Regions from separate parts of the Homo sapiens genome. Here region 1 is linked to region 2. A link is a loop called in an ENCODE intact Hi-C map of the cell type or tissue named here. Cell type or tissue: Calu3. All regions are shown on one strand. Links, peaks and the distances in the headings refer to the core of each region. The heading gives the core; the rest is flanking DNA.

Evidence for each region. Hi-C counts contacts between places; a loop is a spot of excess contacts. Peaks named below come from ENCODE experiments on the same cell type or tissue, not always from the same donor. Only the 100,000 strongest peaks of a DNase experiment are listed, where the experiment ranks them.
Region 1: it touches region 2 in a loop (13-fold over the local background); 2 of 110 quality-filtered maps call a loop at or near these places.

Annotation. Positions count from the first base shown.
Region 1 is chr1:157,773,212-157,779,882 of GRCh38, forward strand. FCRL2 (Fc receptor like 2) reads right to left here and starts at 3,921. Exons shown (of 12, transcript NM_030764.4): 1 at 3,832-3,921; 2 at 2,564-2,584. The coding sequence starts at 3,862. In Calu3, for the core only: no CTCF peak of the experiment used is centred there; no DNase peak of the experiment used is centred there.
Region 2 is chr1:157,487,746-157,494,540 of GRCh38, forward strand. No RefSeq gene overlaps it. Among named protein-coding and RNA genes, the nearest start is that of FCRL5, 61 kb to the right of the region's middle. RefSeq lists an enhancer at 2,837-2,976. In Calu3, for the core only: CTCF peaks have their summits at 1,793 and 3,020 (motif pointing left); DNase peaks (open chromatin) are centred at 1,806 and 3,016.

The sequences.
Region 1 (6,671 bases), core at 1,672-6,671, 290 kb after region 2:
GTTACAGTTTCTCAACTGAGAAATGGAACAACAAAGAGCATTTGCCTCTCATCAGGCAGTCTTAAGGATTCTGTGAGAGAAGCACACAATGGTGCTGGCATTTATGGACCACTCAGTGAGCCACAAATCTCACAGTCTTGATGGGGGATGTCTTTGTAGCAGAAGCTAATGATGGCTGAGGAGGAATAAGAGGTCATCATAACTGCACTTCAAGAGCAACCAAAATAATGGGTTTCAGGTCTGTGAGATGGGGTGGACTCGGGAATACTGAATAAATGAAGGTGACTTGAAGTCAAACCCTCTGAGAGTGATGTCCTACCTATAGGGTAGACATAAGTTGGTTCATAGTTTCATATCAGGGAACCCCAAAGAGTCATAATGGGTTTGTGTGACAGTTTGTATCCACTTGCTTCTAGCATGGCTGTGATGGCTCCAATGCCAACCACCTGGCAGTTTGAAGGCCTCAGCAGAAGTGTGCTGGCTCTACACTGGCTGTCATTGTGGTGCAACCTCAAGAGTTCTAATCTGTATGCACCATTAGCAGGGTACAAGGAGTCAGAGGCCCTAGAAGGGGAGGGCAACAAGTCCCAAAGCTGACTTGTTCATCCTCAGGGAGTTCCACATCCTCCAGAAACTGGCTGAGAGTGGCTCTACCTGCAGAGGTGCCCAATAGAATCATGCTGACCCCCAGAGGGTATAGAGGAGAACTGCAGTGGAGGGACAGTGGTAGGGGGCAGGGAGAAGGGTAGGTTGTGAACGAGAAGTTCTTAGGCAGAGCAAATAAATAGGAGCACAAAGATTTAACTCAGAGCAAGATGTACAGGACTGAATAATGTTTTTTCACAAGAATTTCAGTGAAAAATATCTTTACCAGAGCAACAGCAAAAACTAAAAGCAAATGGTATTCAAAGCTTTGCAAGGGCAAAGTCCCAGGTGGTGAGTGCAGTGTATGGGTGGGGCTGAAAAGAGGAAATGGGGTGGAAGACTGCATTGAGGCAATGGATGGGGACAGAAAGACCTTTTCAGCTGCTCTGCTGAATAGCATTTTCAAACCTTGCAGGGGATTGTAATTCTCAACAGGCCAGAAACTTTTCCCCAGAGCCAAGACTGGGGTTCAGAGGCCAAGTGACTGCCCAGCCTACATAGCAGGTATATAGCAAAGCCATGATTTCAATTTGGTCTTTCTGGCTATATAAGTCCTGCTCTTTCCAGTACATCATGCTGAACTAAGTTCTCTCTTACTCTTTTTAAAAAGAAAAGATCTCAAACTTCTGAAGAACATCTCAGTTTTCTGAGAAACTCTTGCTAAAGGAAAAGAAAGAGAATGAAGTGGCTGTTGCCCTGTTCTCTGAATGGTCGTAGGTGATTCACTTCAGGGAGCCTGCTGTCTTGGCATGATTCCACTAATGGTCAGAAACCTCCTGAATATTGATCGAGGTTTCCTCTAATTTCCATCCAGACAGACAGTGGAGTGATGGGTATCACAGGGTGGGACTCCTGGACCTTATGTGGGACAGAATGAATGCAAGAGACCAGACTTGCTCCTGAGCAAGTTCCAGGTAGGACCCCTGAATGTCTCCCTGGACACTCTTGTTCCATTCAAGGTGACAGCAGGATCTGCTTTTCCCACACTGTTCCTTAGAGCCCAAAGAGCCCCTTCCACTTGGTAGCCAGCATTCAATGGGCAAGGGAACAAGTCTCCCTTTCTTTAGATTTTGTCTTGGCTCATGTGAAGATTCTGTATATAGAATAAAATATTTTTCCCATTGACTTCCTTCACTGAGCACAGATTTAACTCAGAAAGAGTGAAATAAAATTAGCTTTATTTCACTCTTTATGATTAGAACAGTAATACATGCATTTTTAAAAAATCAAAACTAAATACTAAATCTAGAGCACGGGTTGGCAAATTATGGCCTGTGAGCTGGCCAACACTGTTTTGGTAAATAAAATGTTATTGGAACACAGCCATCCTCATTCGTTTACATATGGTCTATGGTTGTTTTCCTGCTACCACAGCAATGGCATTGAGTAGTTACGGCACACACCTGAAAAGCTTAGCCTATTTACTCTCTTGCCTTTTACAGGAAAAGCTTGCTGATTCCTGAGCTAGAGCTAGAGAAGCAATGAGGACACATGTTTATTCTGACCCTGCAGAAGTTTGTAGTTCTGACACATTCCTCTATAAATAGCTGTTTTCAGAGCTGTAAAAACATTCAGCATTCAGCCAGACAATAAAGAGGCATTACAGTCCTATGGGCAGGAAAACAATTCTCTCCAAATTGTTCTTTTCTTCAATCTGCATGTTATTGCCCTTCTTAAAGCCAGGCTTTTAAGGAAGAGGCAAGCATGTGGGGTCTTGAGAAGGCTAGGTGGTACCTGGTCACCCAGACATGCAAGTGGTGTTGGAAACAGGCTGCGTGACCTCAGAACATGTCAGCCTAGAGGGCAGTAATATTAGGACATCTTCACAGGCTTTCCAGAGCCACCTCTATAGAATCCTGGGGTAGTGGGGTGACTGATATGCCAGAGACCAAGAACAACAAAGACAAGGAGGACTCACCTGCCTGTTCAGTGACTGCATCTGTGAGGAGATCAAAAGCCAGAGATTAGCACACAGCATTTGCCCTCATAATTTATAAATTTATATTACTCTGGTAAATTGCTCAAAAACTTCTTTCCATTTTCCCTTTCTTTTCTATTTCCCTAATCTCTTATTACTAACAATTCAATCTCCCTCGAGCACACATCTAACTGTCATTCATTGTAGTCAAAAGGCAAGTTGCAAACCCAATGCTTGACTAAAGGGATTGTCGAGAATACCCATGTTGGATATTTAGTGACTCTCCTTGATTTCATTTTCCTTCCACCATCCCCACCACTCTATCTCACACTCTGACTTTTCAAGTGGTAGATAGACATGACAACACGATCACAAAGGGCTCATCAGGAAACATACATTGTGAGAGTTCCAAGAAATCAACAAATCAGTCTCTTTCCTATGGCCATATTTCACGTTAGAGCCCTTTGTATTCCAATAACAAATATTTATTTAGTGCCTACACAGCATAGAGAAAGGGATCTTATTTACTCTCTCACCCAGGCTGGAGTACAATGGTGCGATCTTGGCTCACCACAACCTCCACCTCCCGGGTTCAAGCAATTCTCCTGCCTCAGCTTCCCGAGTAGCTGGAATTACAGGTGCCCACCACCACGCCTGGCTAATTTTTGTATTTTTAGTAGAGATGAGGTTTCACCATGTTGGCCGGGGTGGTCTCGAACTCTGACCTCAAGTGATCCACCAGCCTTGGACTCCCAAAGTGCTAGGATTACAGGTATGAGCCACTGCACTCACCCAGGAATCTTATTTTCTAGCAGCAGCTGTCATCTCCCTCATTGTCCACGATTAAACAGAGGAATATTAGCAAAGGGTCTCAATGCATCTGCTGAACCCAAATCTTATAGATAACAATTGAATAATCGGTGTTCATGGAGGAGAAGGGCATTGCTAAATGCTAATATTATGAACATTTTACTATGAGAACATTATATTACTCAATGAGATCTAAGATATCAAAATAGCAATTCATGACCAGCAAATGGAAAAGTGGTCCACCTTGAACATTAAGCATTGTGCTTAATGCTTAATGGATGTGCTGCAAATTCACTGTCCTCAGCCTACTTCTTTGCATCTGCCTTTGAAGCCCAAGCTGCAGGCAGGACCTGAGCATCCCCACCAGTCCCTGGGCTCCAATAAAACCTCCAACCTTTTGGGAGCAGTAGACCTCATTCAGCTGCCACCTCACTTCTCAGTCAAATTATTGAACTCACCAAAGATGACCAGCAATGACCACAGCAGCATGAGGACCTAATCCAGCTATTTGAAAAGAGATGTACTCTTGGTCACCAACTGGAGACTCTGAGCAGGCGATGAAATGTGGTTTTCAGAATAGGTTTTGTATAATTAGCAAAAAAGGAAGTAGAATAGTGCCACTATGTTTAACCATTATCTTTGTCCTGGAAGGGCTAAAACAATTATAGCTGATCCTCTCAATGCCAGAGAAATTTTGTAACTTGACCCTCATTATGATACCTAGCATTTACATATGGGTTGCAATGAGTCAGACACAGTTCTAAGTGCCTCATGCTTACAGAGTTATTTATTACCTTCAGCAAGTTTCTGAATTGGCACTATCCCCTTTCACATGAATAAGGAAATTGAGGCACTAGTAAAGGTAAGTGTCTTAGTCCATTGGGGCTGCTATAAAGAATACCTTAGACTGAGAAATTTATAAACAACATAAATTTATCACTCATAGTTCAAGAGGCTGGGAAGTTTAAGATCAAGGCACCAGTAGATTCAGTGTCTGATGAGGGCCTGTTTCTCATAGATGGTGTCCTCTATGTGTCTTCACATGATGGAAGGAGCAAACAAGCTCCCTCAAGCCTCTTTTACAAGGAGACTAATCCTTTTCATAAGAGTTCCACACTCATGACCCCTAAAAGGTCATGTAATAAAAGGTGGGTACCTTTTATTACTATTGCATTGAGGATTAAGTATCAACATAAGAATTTTGCCAGGACACAAACATTCAGATGATAGCAGCCAGTAAAATGACCAAGATCAGCTTAATCAATTTCTAGTAGTAACAGATCTGGGATTCAAACCCAGGCAGCCCAGTGTCACAGTCTGGCTCTTAAACATTGTGCCCTATTATCTTGATATATTGCTTCTCAAGGTTCATAAAATAATAAGGCCATTGTTTCAATAGCTCATATTTCTTAAGTAAAATTTTTCGTAGTCATTCGATGACTTTCTAGAATGAGATTTTACTAAACTTCAAAACACTTGCACTATATTGCTGAAAACATTGCCATCTTTCTAATCTGTAATCACAACATTGCCTATTTCTAATCTGCATTGCTTTTTGTACCCCAGGCTGATCCTAATACAGTTATCTCACACAAAGCAAAGCGCGTGTTATGTGAACACCTATTATCATGCTCACTTTGATTAGATGTAGTCCCAGTAGATGTTGTCTCATCAGTGAACCTTATGCAGGATGAAACTCTAAACCAAAAAATCACAGGTGCTTATAAATGAGGGACTGACTGAAAATATTCATAGACTCAATGTTACCTGTTCAGGTACTTAACATTTACCTGAATACTTAACATTGAATTTTTAACAATTGGATACTTAACATTTTATTCTCACTATTATCATAGTTTTACTTTGAGAAAGGCTAATATTTATATGTGATGGTCATTAAAGCCTTGCTTATAATAATGTAAAAAGAAAATACTAAAAATATATCACAAGGAGAGATGTGTGTTAAAAATAAGTTATGTGTCAAATGCTGTGGAAAACCAAACAGCCATTAAAATAATTCTGTGGAATAATATTTAATAGCAAGATAAGATGTCTAGGATATATGATTAAGAAAAAAGTGGGCTGGGTGCGGTGGCTCACGCCTGTAATCTCAGCACTTTGGGAGGCTGAGGCGGGCGGATCACGAGGTCAGGAGATCAAGACCATCCTGGCTAACACGGTGAAACCCCATCTCAACTAAAAATACAAAAAATTAGCCGGGCGTGGTGGCAGGTGCCTGTAGTCCCAGCTGTTTGGGAGGCTGAGGCAGGAGAATGGTACAAACCCGGGAGGCAGAGCTTGCAGTGAGCCGAGATCGTGCCACTGCACTCCAGCTTGGGTGACAGAGCAAGACTCCGTCTCAAAAAAAAAAAAGAAAAGAAAAGAAAAGAAAAAAGTGGCTGCAGAGTGCACTTTATCTGCTGCACATTATCCCCTGCTCTCCAATAAAAAGTGTCTGAGACAATTCGCACCACAGAGTTACTGTAATTATATCCAAAAAATCTAATTAAAGCTGATTTTTATTTTCCTTATTTTGCTTATCTGTGTATTCTAGTATTCTTACAATAAACATATGCTATTTACGTACTTTTTAAAGATTCATTATAAGAAACTAGGTTTTATGGCCTCTCTCATCTTAAAGTGTTGAAAACAATACTACTTTAACTTTCTGCATAGGCAAACGGTTTGTATGTGTTTGAAAGTGTAAGTTACTCTTTCCCAGGACCAAAGCTAGTCACTGATCATCAAATCTTGCCTACTGAATGGGTTTCTAGGTGGCCTATAATTCCTTCCCATTCTGACCAACCTGGAAGCTATAGAAATTTTGTGGATGGGAGGGAATTAAGGAAAGGAGTACAAATAGGATCATGAAAAAGTTGATGGTAAATTGATGGTAGGTACAAGTTTTTCATAGACATCAAGGAGATTTTTCAAAATAATCCATATCCCTTCACTGATTTCTATATACCCTCTATGGAAATGTGGCCTCTTCAGTTAAGAATCAATATTTCTTAAGGTGTTACCAAATGATATGAGGTAAAATTCACAGTTGGTATAAAAGGTGCAGGTGGAAAGCAGCAGTAATGAGGTGTGTGGGCCACAGAGGTGGCAACAAATCCTCTAAGATGGCTAACATGTTTCATGTGGGTGCTACTCTGTATTTGACAGACGGCAGTAATTTACAAGTGAATAGGCATATCCTGGAAGCGTAGCTAAACTTGAATGCACAGTAGGCACTGTGACCAGAGATTAAGAGGCTTAATAGACACTTGGTGGGGGGTGGGGAAAGTAACTTAAA
Region 2 (6,795 bases), core at 521-5,520:
TGTATCCTTTGCCCAACATCTCCTCCCACTCCCCTGCCTCTGGTAATCACCATTCTACTTCCTACTTCGATGACTTCAACTTTTTAGATTTCATGTTTAAGTGAAGTCATGAGGTATTTTTCTTTCTATGCTGGCTTATTTCAATTAACATAATTTCCTCCAAGTTCATCCATGTTGTCATAAATGACAGAATTTTCTTCTAATGGCTAAATTGTATTCCACAATGTATAGATACTACATTTTCTTTATCCGTTCATCATTTTATGCACTCTTAGGTTGATTCCATATCTCAGCTATTGGGAATAGTGCTGCAATAAACATGGAAGTGCAGCTATGTCTTCAACATACTAATTTCACTTCCTTTGGATATATACCCAGAAGTGGGATTGCTGGATCATACGGTAGTTCTGTTTTTAATATTTTGAGGACCCTCCATGCTGTTTTCCCTAATGACTGTACTAATTTCCATCCCCACCAAGAGTGTACTTGGGTTCTTTTCTTCCACATCCTCACCAACAGTTGCTGTCTTTCATCTTTTTGATAATAGCCATTCTAAGAGGTGTGGGGTGATAGCTCACTGGTGTTGATTTGCACTTCCCTGGTGATTAGTGACGTTGTGCATTTTTTCCTATACTCATAGGCCATTTTTATGTCTTCTGAAAAATGTCTATTCAGATCCTTTGCCTATTTTTTAATCAGATTCTTTGTTTTCTTATTATTGGGTTGTTTGAGTTCCTTATATATTTTGGATAGCAATCCCTTACCAGATGCCTGGTTTGCAAATATTTTCTCGCATTCTGTAGATTGTTTCTTCATTCTGTTGTTTCCTTGGCTGCGCAGGAGCCTTTTAGTTTAATGTAATCCTATTTATTTCTTTTTGCTTTTGTTTTCTTCTAGTAGATTTATAATTTCAGGCCTTATATTTAAGTCTTTAATTGATTTTGAGTTGATTTTTGCACATGGTGTGAGATAAGGATCCATTTTCACTCTTCTGCATGTGGAAATCCAGTTGTCCCAACACCAGAGTAATTTTAACTGTATTTAACTTCCACCTTAAAACTTAATTCTTCCCTCCAGTAACCAAAGGAAAGGCATGGTTACTTCTCACCCGCCCTTCTTCTTCACTAGGCCGTCCAAGCCCAGGCTTAAAGGAGTTCCCCTATCTACCTCCCCACCAGACTAAAATTTGAGGGCATAAAATGACTTTATATTTGGGAACCCAGGATGCTTGGAGGCAGGACTTGGCAACCAGCCGGACACTGATTCCATTCCTGCTTCTACCGCTAAGCTCTGTCATCCAGCAGATCCTCAATGGCCTCATCTGGAAAATGGGATAATACTTCCTCTGCAGGGTTGCTGGGAGGACTAAATAGATAGAAGAAAGCCCCACGCGGACGGGCGCAGTGACTCACGCCTGTAATCCCAGCACTTTGGAAGGCCGAGGCGGGCGGATCACGAGGTCAGGAGATCGAGACCATCCTGGCTAACATGGTGAAACCCCGTCTCTACTAAAAAATACAAAAAATTAGCCGGGCGTGGTGGCGGGCGCCTGTAGTCCCAGCTACTCTGGAGGCTGAGGAGGGAGAATGGCGTGTACCCGGGAAACGGAGCTTGCAGTGAGCCGAGATCGCACCACTGCACTTCAGCCTGGGCAACAGAGCAAGACTCCGTCTCAAAAAAAAAAAAAAAAAAAAAAAGCGCTACGAACAGCACAACACACAAAAAACAACAGGGGATCTTCTACTCCCTCCCTTCCCCCATTCTTCCTAGGAGAGACAGGGCTGAGCCATAGTTGGACAATATCGCCACTTAGTGGCTGTGGTCAGAATTGCCCAAAAGACCAACAGTTTCTGGATTTGAGGAAAAAAGGGAAAGCATTTAAAGAAGAGGTGTTGGGATTCTGAGAGGCCATTTGGCATTATGGAAAGTGACTGGGCACTGGTATCTGGAAAACCAGGTTCAGGTCCCAGCCTTGCCAAATATTAGCTGTTTGATCCTAATCAAGTTATGTAACTTCTCTAAGCATCAGTTTCCTCATGTGTAAAATGGAGACAAGAATTGTCATCTCATTAGATTAACTCTGGGTAAGTGTTTATTGCCTTTCTTTTGCTCCTGACCCTCTTCCAGCCCCCTCTCCCCATCCTGATAAACATCACCTTCCTGGTTCCTGACCCCCTCAGTAGTTCTCCTGGCCACATCTTTTCTACTTTATTTTTCAGATGTAGAACCTAATTTCCCCCTAAACTCTTTACCCCTTATGGGGAGAACCTCAAAGTCTACAGTTTTTATCCTCAGTATCTTAGGTTTAAAAACTCTAAATTCTTATACTATTTAGTAACAGACTCCTGGTGACACATTCGTGGTGATAAAATTATGTGGACAATGATCTCTAAAGCACAAAGCAAGTTACTCATTTATAATAGAAAAGATACTCCTGTCTGGGGATGGGTACCAAGTCAGCAAACCAAGATACTCCCCATTAATAAGGGAGTATCTTCCAAATAACAAGGGCTCTTGCTGGACACAGACTCCGAGATGGTCAGGGTGAGGGACTGTTTCTCCCACATTCAGGAACACTCCGAGACCTCGTGACCCCAGCTGGAAACACCTCCCTGGTGGGCTGATGCCTGTGACCCTGCCCCGAGGACACGTGTCCACCAGCCTCGCTTCTGCGCTGACCAGCACCTTCCAAGTATTGAGCCCTCCCTAGATGGGCCAAGCCATAGTCGGCTGGTCTGGGAAAGCCCGGGCTTTAGAACTGCACAGAACTGGGTCTTCCACTTATTATCTGAGTGACCCGGGACAGATTGCTGAACTTGCCTGAGTCTGTGACCTCATCACAATGGGGCACAAGCACCCACTTCAGGGAGTGTCTGCGCTGAGTAAGTGAGGCCCTGTGCTTGCCCAGTGAGGTCCCCGGCAGATGGTCAGCCAATGCTCCTATTTCGTTCTGAACTCAGCGTCTAGGAGATCCTTCCTCCACTCTGAAGGTGCTGGCTTTACCACCAGGCCAGAGTCCAGGGCGCCCCCTCGTGGCTCTGCATTTTCCAAATTTTTCTTCAAAGTAAAACTATTGGACCGGATTGGTGGCTCACACCTGTAATCCCAGCACTTTGGAAGGCAGAAGAGGGAGGATGGCTTGAGCCCAGAAGTTTGAAACCAGCGTAGGCAACACAATGAGACCTCGTCTCTACAAAAAAAAAAAAAAAAAAAAAAAAAAAAATCTAAAAATTATCTGGGCGTGGTGGTGCACACCTGTGGTCCTAGTTACTTGGCAGACTGAGGTGAGAGGATTGCTTGAGCCAGGGAGGTCGAGGCTACAGGAAGCACTGATAGCACCACTGCACTCCAGCTGGGGCAACAGAGGGAGACCCTGTCTCAAAAAAAAAATGTCCTTGAGGATAGGAAACCCCTGAGGATAGATACACACTGATTCTTTTAGTCAACTTATTTCTGCATTTTAAAGTATGAACCACTGAAACCCATTTACAATGAAAGAAAATTTTAAAAGTGTATATTTATAACACTTCCCTCCACACCCCCAGTGGATTCTTCACTCATCAGAAAGAAATGTCATTAAACCTAAGCCAATGGATAAGCTGAATAGATTACGTATTTGTTTCCAAATGACTAGAAAGAACAGGTTATGAAAAAGGCAATTATTTCAAATGAACATTAGGAAACCATGGGGAACTGTATAAATGTGTGCCTGGGGTCACAGTCTCTGGGGTAGAGTTAACTGTGTGGCATGATCCCAAGAGCCTCACCAATGAAAATAACAATCAGAGATAAGACAAGGCTAATAATGAGGCAGAAGCCCTCACTCCTGTCTGGGATTTGGTTAGAGAGTGCAGCCCTGTTCTTGCCAGGACCCTCACTCGGCACCAGCTCCATCAAGGAGTGGATGTTTTCTCCCCCACTGGCCTTCAGAGACCTTCATACCCCGCAAATGATGTTGGCTGCTGTTGCCAAAGTCCTCAAAACCTCCCTACATGGGAGATGGAAGAATTTCTCCTGTGCAGAGATGGCTGTCCCCGGGCATGAACACTTCCATCTCCTGAGATCTACCCTGAGTGTCCTGATGACCTGGAGGGAGATCTGGCCTCTGACCATCACACCCATGTAACCACTCTGCTCTCTGCCCACCCCTTCTTTCCCCTGGACCTTCTGGTCAGGGAATGTGTAGAGGAAAGGAGGGAAGTCCACTGTCCCCATTCCCTGTAGGGTGGGGAGATGCAGGAGAGCCCATTTATTAGAATCTAACCATGCAAAGAACGTCCCCACTCCCACCCAGAAAAAATGTCTACTACTAATTGATTGGCTTGGGTGTCCCTATCCTTGGGGCTTTGAAATAGGTTTTATCCCTTTTGGAAAGCTGTCCCCACCAAAGGACAAAATCTGCTCCTCTAACAAATTTATTTGCAGGCTTCTGAATAATCTCTGGGGGCCCTGGGCATCTGCTCTACGTGTTTACATCTGGCTGTGTGCTCCCTGGCATATTTCATTCAGTTAACAGTTATTTAGTGCCTACTATGTACAAGGCAATGAGGCTAAGCACTTGATATGCATTATCTCAATTCCCAGAACAACTCTTTGTGGTGGGTATAATCAATGTATTCACTTTATAGATGAGAAAAGCAAGGCTTAGAGGATCAAAGGAACTTAAGACCCAAGGCTCGTAAATACTGGAGCAAAAATTCATACTCAGGTCAGTCTGGCCCCATATCACTTGTTCTATACTTCCAATACAATCTTTAAAAAGAAAACAGCTTTGATTGGACATAATTTACATACCATATATTTCCCCATTTAAAGTGTACATTTCAATACTTTTTAATGTATTCACAAATTTGTGCTGCCATCAAAAGAGTCCATTTTAGGACATTTTCATTACCTCAAAAAAAGTTTGTATCCTTCGGCCATCCACCCATTTTCTCCTATTCCACAGCCCTGCGTAACCACTAATCTAATTTCTCTCCCTATAGTGTTTCCTATTCTGGACTTTCCTCAGCCCTGGGTAACCACTAATCTAATTTCTCTCTCTATAGTGTTTCCTATTCTGGACTTTCATAGGAGTCGAATCAAATAGATGTGGTCTTCTGTGACTGGTTGCTTTAATTCAGCACAACATTTCAAGGTTCATCAGTGTTGTGTTATAGTTCAGTTCTAATATCCCATTATATGGATATACAATATTTTATTTATGTATTCACTCATCCATTGTTTGTTTCCACCATTTGGCTATTATGAACAATGCTGCTATAAACACTCATGTGCAAGTTTCTGTGTGAACATGTGTTTTCATTTCTCTTGGGTATATGCCTAGAAGTGGAACGAACTGCTGGATTATATGGTAGAATTCTATGTTCAATCATATGAGAAACTGACAGACTGCCTTCTAACACAGCTGCACTTCGCCATCAATGTATGAGGGCTTCAATTTCTCCACATCTTTGCCAGCACTTGTCATTATGAACTTTTTGATTCTAGCTACCCTGATGGATGTGAAGTGGTATCTCAAGGTTTTGGTTTGCATTTTCCTGATGACTAATGCTGCCAAGCATCTTTTCATGTGTGTACTGGCCATTTGTATATCTTCTTTGGGGAAATGCCTATTAGATCATTTGCCTATTTGTAAATTAGGTTATTTGTCTTTTTATTGTTCAGTTGTGAGAGTTTTTCATATATTCTGGATAAAAATACCTTATCACATATACAAATGCAAATATTTTCTCCCATCTGTGGATTATGTTTCCATTTCCTTTTAAAAAACTATGTCCATGTTTTATTGTATTGTTACATTCTCTACCTTTAAAAAAATAGTTTGAACCGAAAGGTCTTGAAGGCTTAAGATGGGGACCCTGGTAGGGACTGACCACAGGTGCCAGAAAAGGATTTGCTCAGAATCTTCTTAGAAATCTTCCGTTTTTCACAATTCCAGGATGGGGTAAAAGGTGATAGTTTCACTCCGCATTCCCAGATGGGCTCATCTGATGATGAGAAAACAGCCCTTCATGGAGCATATGTATGCAGAGAGAACCCCATGTTAAAAATAACTGACACACATAATCTTTAATTACAAACGATAAATGCTTGAGAAGCAAAACACTGCAGATCAGATGTAGTATGAAGGAGCTGGGAACTGGGAGGAAATGGACGTGACATTCCAGGCAGAGGGAGTGGTGTGTGAGAAGGTCTGAGATAGGAGGGAGCAAGTGTGATTCAGGGGCTGATGGCTTCTATTGAGGTCCAGTTTACATCCAGTACAATTCATCAGTTTAAAGTATATTAACAAAGTTTCCTTGTGTTTCTTAGAGAAAAATTTTAACTTTTCTACAACTGCATATTAGATTCACGTACTGTTTTTCTTCTTACATGGGAATGGGGGACAGTCTGGCCTGGTCTGTCATTTTTCTGATGATATCATGAGTCAAACCATGTCTCCCCTTTCTATTTGCATCTTCCCCCTGGAACTTAAGTTGAGAGAGACACATGTTGATGTTGATGTTCTCTGCTTAGCTACTGTGTAGACACAGATGGGTTGAGAGGCTGGACTGTGGGTAGCTATATTCTGAAAGCTTAGTTTCTGCGGTCTTTCTCTGAATTTGTTGGAAACATTTGCACTTCACGTCAATGTCCAGGGCTTATGCAGTGTTTTCCAGTGATGGTAGTACCCCATTGATGTACATGTCTGTGAGTGTGCATGTGTATTTTAATTTCTGAAAGACCTACCGCCTTGGTAACCAGTATTATTTGTGTTACTATTTCTGGGAGCAGAGCCTAAAGAAAACAGCA